2 separate regions of the Homo sapiens genome follow, and region 1 is linked to region 2. A link is an interaction called in ENCODE POLR2A ChIA-PET data of the cell type or tissue named here. Cell type or tissue: IMR-90. All regions are shown on one strand. Each heading gives the region's core, and the rest is flanking DNA. Links, peaks and the distances in the headings are about the cores only. Region 1 overlaps NLK (nemo like kinase). Region 2 holds the start of LOC124903963 (a long non-coding RNA gene).

The links. ChIA-PET counts read pairs that join two places held together with the same protein. Peaks named below come from ENCODE experiments on the same cell type or tissue, not always from the same donor. Only the 100,000 strongest peaks of a DNase experiment are listed, where the experiment ranks them.
Region 1: POLR2A ChIA-PET joins it to region 2 with 11 read pairs; 5 of 35 experiments call an interaction of 5 or more read pairs at or near these places.

Annotation. Positions count from the first base shown.
Region 1 is chr17:28,163,460-28,166,373 of GRCh38, reverse strand. It overlaps NLK (nemo like kinase), which reads right to left. Exons shown (of 11, transcript NM_016231.5): 5 at 2,746-2,831. Among named protein-coding and RNA genes, the nearest start is that of NLK, 120 kb to the right of the region's middle. In IMR-90, for the core only: no CTCF peak of the experiment used is centred there; no DNase peak of the experiment used is centred there; H3K27ac peaks cover 52 bases.
Region 2 is chr17:28,345,934-28,348,847 of GRCh38, reverse strand. It overlaps TNFAIP1 (TNF alpha induced protein 1), which reads right to left. Exons shown (of 7, transcript NM_021137.5): 7 at 1,839-2,914. It overlaps POLDIP2 (DNA polymerase delta interacting protein 2), which reads left to right. Exons shown (of 11, transcript NM_015584.5): 11 at 617-2,215. The coding sequence ends at 731. LOC124903963 (a long non-coding RNA gene) reads right to left here and starts at 618. Exons shown (of 2, transcript XR_007065687.1): 1 at 519-618. In IMR-90, for the core only: a CTCF peak has its summit at 1,692 (motif pointing right); a DNase peak (open chromatin) is centred at 1,467; H3K27ac peaks cover 1,383 bases.

The sequences.
Region 1 (2,914 bases), core at 328-2,827, 180 kb after region 2:
TCAGATGTGTATGTGGGAATGAATCAGTATGAAGCCACCATCTTTACAACTTAAGAAAGCAGGAAAATTTTCCATACTATACAGATAAACCATATAACATAACAACAAAAGCCCGAGTTCATCAAATATGTTCAAATAACATATATATATATATATTTTTTGAGACAGTCTCACTCTGTCACCCAGACTGAAGTGCACTGACATGATGTCGGCTCACTGCAACGTCTGCCTCTCAGGTTCAAGTGATTCTCGTGTCTCTGCCTCCTGAGCAGCTGGGACTAGTGGCATGCGCCACCACGCCTGGCTAATTTTTGTATTTTTAGTAGAGACAGGGTTTTGCCATGTTGGCCAGGCTGGTCTCAAGTTCCTGGCCTCAAGTGATCTGCCCACCTCAGCCTCCCAGTGCTGGGATTACAGGCGTGAGCCACTGCGCCCGGCCAAAATAACATATAATATTTTAAAAACTCTATTACTTGGCCATGACTCTTGAGGATATTTTTAAAAACCAAACCAACAAAAGGAAAGAACATAATTTTTTTCTCATATTTATATGAGAAAAACCAACCAACCACCCATCCAACAAAAAAAGGCCTTCTGTTATAAAGCAAATCCCTTATTAAAAACATCAGTATGATTTCGTCATTTTTAGCAACTTATTTGGAAGACAACCTGAGTCCAAAATAGGAAGCTTACATGATCAGATAACTAAAAAAATTCCAGCAAAATTATCCATCTTGTGCTTAATAGGAAACAAAATACATTCACGATATGGAAGGATACTGATTTTTAAAAAATGTTTTGTTATAATGATCTTCAATGAATTTGTATGTTTGAGAAGAAAGAACTAGTGTCTATAGCCTAGACTCTATTCTGGCTTTTTAAAAGTAGGCCCATAAGATGAGTCAAAGGAGTGGAGCAAAATTTGTTTGTTCTGATTTGTGTGTTGTGTATTCACAAATGGCATTTTCCTTTAGTTGCCCATTCATACAGTCCAAGGTTATAAAACCATAACGGACAATTTGGAAAATGAACTTCAAGCAGTTAATGGCATCAAACATGACAGGTCCTGCACAAAATCCTGTGTGAAGTCTTCCAATCAAAAACCAAAATAAGAAGAAATTGGCTTAAACTGTCGTAAGATTGATTAGGTATGAATAGGACAAAAAAATTTCTAACTATAAGGTTTAAATTTTTTTTTTAATTAAAAAACGATTATGGGGATAGGTTGCAAGTTCTCTTTAAAAAGTGAAAAGGTGGCAGGAAAAACTCAATAACCTATAGAAGGAATACTTTAGTAGATTTTGGTGGCAATTAACTTCTCTGTGGAAACAAAAGACTGAATTACAACATCAGCTATTTTTAGGGAAAATATGAAAAATAGGTTTTCATCTTTCTTGAGTTAAAATAAGGGTGAGGGTTCTTCAAGGCTATAATGAAGGGAGAATTTTCATTCATAAGCAGTATAATCCACCAGCTTTTCAAGAGAACTGACCTACAGTTCAGAGAAATCATTTAAAATAAAAAATGAATTTTATTTATACACTTGGTTTTATTACTTAGTTTAACCGCCAGCAACCTAAGTAATAATGATAGTCTTGATTACTTTTAAAGTGGGTAACATTTTAAAAATTTATTTTTCTTTTCAAATATAGCAGTTAAAGGCCCTTATTTCCAATTTCTATTATGAGGAAAAATATAGTGGACCTCTCTCTATTCAAGAGTTCTGCCAATACACATCTGTATTAGAGGTAGGGAAATACAAATATGTGGACTTTGCTATTTGCAAGCCCCTTTTTAAATGAAAGACAATGGCTGTACTAGGGAAGAGAAGTAAAACTGAAACTGATGACTTGAAATTTTGGAACTACTAAATATAATTCTGTAATCAATTCCTCTTCAGAGGAATAATTAAGAATTGGCTACTATACATTATGGAAATACATTGGATAGATGCATATTACCCTTTTCTGGTTTGGCATTTTCACTTTTTTTTTTTTTTTTTTTGAGACAGGGTCTCACTCTGTCACCTAGGTGGAAGTGCAGTGGTGTGATCACAGCTCACTGCAGCCTTCACGCTCTGGGCTCAGGTGATCCTCCCATCTCAGCCTTCTGAGTAGCTGGAACTACAGGCATGTGCAACCACACCTAGCTAATTTTTGAATTTTTTATTGAGATGGGGTTTTGCTGCATTGCCCAGGCTGGTCTTGAACTCCTGGGCTCAAGCAATCTGCCCGCCTCAGCCTCCCAAAATGCTGGAATTACAGGCATGAGCCACCGTGTCTGGCCAGCACTATCCCTTTTAAATATGTTTCTACTTCTTACTTTGCTACCTTGGTCAAACAGCATATAGATATGTTAGCTGTGTAAAAATGTAAATGGTCTTCCTAAAAGTCACACTTCATTCTCTTATATAAACAGATGCTTGCTGTTCTAATATTTCTTCTGATATGCACTTCTTTTAATAATGGAACAAGCTGTAAAGGAGTCACCTTGTCTATTCTTCTTTCTAGTTACACTACAATTCCAATTTCAGTGTTTCTAAAACATAGGCCAAATATCATGAAAAGAACATGAGGCAGGACTACAAATTATTACCATGGCTATGAGTAGTGATATGGAGAAAACTGGGTTAACTTTTGGTAAAGTAATGGAAATGAACTTCTTTCTTTCACAAAAATATGTTGTTCTTAAACCTGCCCTGACATTCTGATTTTTCCCAGGTATTTAAATAAACTGAAAAGCTACCTTTAGAACACAGTTGCTGTTCACAAGGAGATTCCCTGGCTTAATGTCTCGATGTAAAATGCCAGCTGAATGGAGATATTTCAAACCTGAAATAACAAACAGATTTAATTGCAGATATTTAATTCCTTTTACTCAACCAATAATTTAAAAAAAACCTTGGAAGAAAACA
Region 2 (2,914 bases), core at 92-2,591:
GCTGCAGAATTGCTTGTATAGTTGGGTTTTTTCCCTTGGTGTTTCACTCCTTTACCTGAAAATGCAGTTGGCTAGCTTATGCAGTATGTATCTAAAGGCCAGAATCTGGACAGCTGTGTTTTCCTTTTTTCTTTTGTGAGATGGAGTTTCACTTATTGCCCAGGCTGGAGTGCAATGGCACAATCTTGGCTCACTGCAACCTCCGCCTCCCAGGTTCAAGCCATTCTCTTGCCTCAGCCTCCCGAGTAGCTGGGATTACAGGCATGCGCCACCACGCCCGGCTAATTTTGTATTTTTAGTGGAGACGGGGTTTCTCCATGTTGGTCAGGCTGGTCTCAAACTCCCCACCTCAGGTGACCTCAGGTGATCTGCTGGCATCAGCCTCCCAAAATGCTGGGATTTCAGGCGTGAGCCACTGCAGCTGTGTTTTTCTTTTCATGGATAACCATGAGGGGCTCTTGGGTCTCTGGACCAGTCATCCTGTCATGAGCTAGAGATAGAAGAGAGCTCAGGCTCACATGTCCTCTGTGGCTGGCAGCTGAGGGCATGGGGCCATCCAGATCCTTAGGAGGCCTCAGCCCTGGCTCCTTCTAAACCAGCTTCTTTCTGACTGTAGGGGCACGTTCCGCTTTGAAAGACCTGATGGCTCCCACTTTGATGTTCGGATTCCTCCCTTCTCCCTGGAAAGCAATAAAGATGAGAAGACACCACCCTCAGGCCTTCACTGGTAGGCCAGCTGAGGCCCCAAGTGCCCAGGCTTGGTCACCGGGAAGAACAACTCTCATCCCACAATTGCTGCAGAACTCTTCTCTCCCCATCATGGGCCACAGTGGGTCTCTTAATTTGATTGTGGGGTTCTTTTTGTGGGGAGGGGTGGTATAACTTTTCTTCAGAAGACCCATGTGGGACACCTCCAAGGCTGGCCTCCTCATAAGCCCTGCCTACACCATGTTCCAGTAAACCTCTCCACCAAGGAACTGTGTTCAGCTGCCACAGGCCTGGAGGAGTTTCCTGGCCTGTCACGTGAGGTTTGATCAGTAAACCAGTGCACGCTTGGCCACCCTTGCCATTTCTGCTCCCAGAGTCTCAGGCTCCCCTTCTGACCCAGTGTGCGCCCTTGACTGCTTTCTTTGCTGCCCTTCCAGGGAGCTGCCCCCCTGGTAGGGCATGTGCCTGTTTCCCTCTCAGCCTGGAGGCTGGCTGGACATCTCCTAGGGTCACTGTGCCTCTCAGCTAGTTGGCGGGGGTGCTGGACTGGACTCTTGTTCACTTTACCTTCTGCCAAATGCAGAGAGGGAGGCCAGTGTCAGGGTCGGAGTGGCCTGGCTCTTAGCACTGACCGACCATTGCCATTTCTGGCCTCGCTAGGCCCAGGAGAGGAGGGAGGCAAGCCAGTCGGGTTTCCTGGAGCAATGGGTGTGCCAGCCCTCAGCATGACTCTGCCAAGCATCCAGACCACAAATGCAGGAATTTGGCTGAGGAGCAGCTTTAGGTATGGATTGATGACTAAGTCAAGCTACTTCCTGAGCTTCTCTCAGATTTCCAAGAGCCAGAGATGAATTGTGCTGCATCTTGCCCCAATTCTTAGGATTTCTTTTCCTCCGCCACTGCAGTGATTGTTAGAGGTAGTTTTCTTGAATTAATATTAAATCACAGTTCCAGCCCTTGTTATTCTTGTCCTTAGTCCTCCAGGGGGAGCTGGGGTTGCAGGGCAACAGTACAGTCGCGCTTACGACCTGGCTAGAACACAAGGTCAGATGATAAACAGAAGCACAGGAACTCAGCCCATGGCCGCAAGCTGGTCAAGGCCTGCTCACTGTAAACATGGCTCTGTACCATTGAGTTTAACACAATTTTATTAGAAATTAGTGTTTGCTTCCATCACTTATGCTGAGCAACCAAATATTACAGTTATGTGATAAAGGAAAAATTCTTTCCTGCCCAGGACCTGCGCCATCCTTTAGGCCGACCTTGGTCACATACCAAATTCAATAAAACCCAATACTGGCCTGTGTTGTTAACAGCAGGCTGCCAGGTTTCTCAGAAACTGACAAGAAAATCTGACCTTCATCCATACTTTGTTTACTTACCCCTGGGCTGCTTGGAGTTGAAAAATGCACACAGCCAAGAGTTGCTTTCTGAATAGGGCTGGAAACTTTCAAAGAAAACCCCCAAACTTTTAAGTCACAAAGTCTGATTAAAGAAGCTAAGATCATGTCAGTGAGTTCAATGTTAGTATTTTCCTTAAGACCAAGGAGAGATTTTCAGTCAGAGAAGATAAATGCCCAGTCCCAGACTACTGTGCTTTCTCGGCAAAAAAGACTGAGACACTGAGGATGTGAATGTCAAAGTAGTAAGCAGGGACTAAAGGGGATGGGGAGGTCAAAAGGCAAGCATCACAACACCTCAGTGGGGAGCTGGGAATTTGAGTGTTAAAGGACCTCAAGAGGGCAGCTGAGAAAATAGGCCAGTGGTCTCAGGCTGACGCATTCCAGTCTCTGTGGGAAAGTCATAAAGCCAAAGCCTGAATTTGGCCAAAGAAGTGGATTTGTCTTTATCTTGTTACCTCAATGAGGGCTGGAAGAACTAGTAGCTGATCACCAAGGTACCTGACCTGAGAGTCTTAGTGCTGTTTATACATTCAAGACTGTGACTAACATAAAATGCCTAATTAGAAAGTCACATTTCCCCTGTCCCGCCGTCATGTCACTTCAGGTCCTTGTGTCTAACCCTGGGTCTGGCATTTGCCCATAGGCTCTGTGGCATCAGCTATCATAAGAGTAGTCAAGAGAGATGAACTTGATAACCTGTGTTCTCTCCAAAGAGCAGAAAGTGGGTACTATACGTGGCTACGTTGCTTTGTTAGGCTGGCAGAACAGTCCCTCCCTGACAGCATTCCTTTGGAAAATAATTC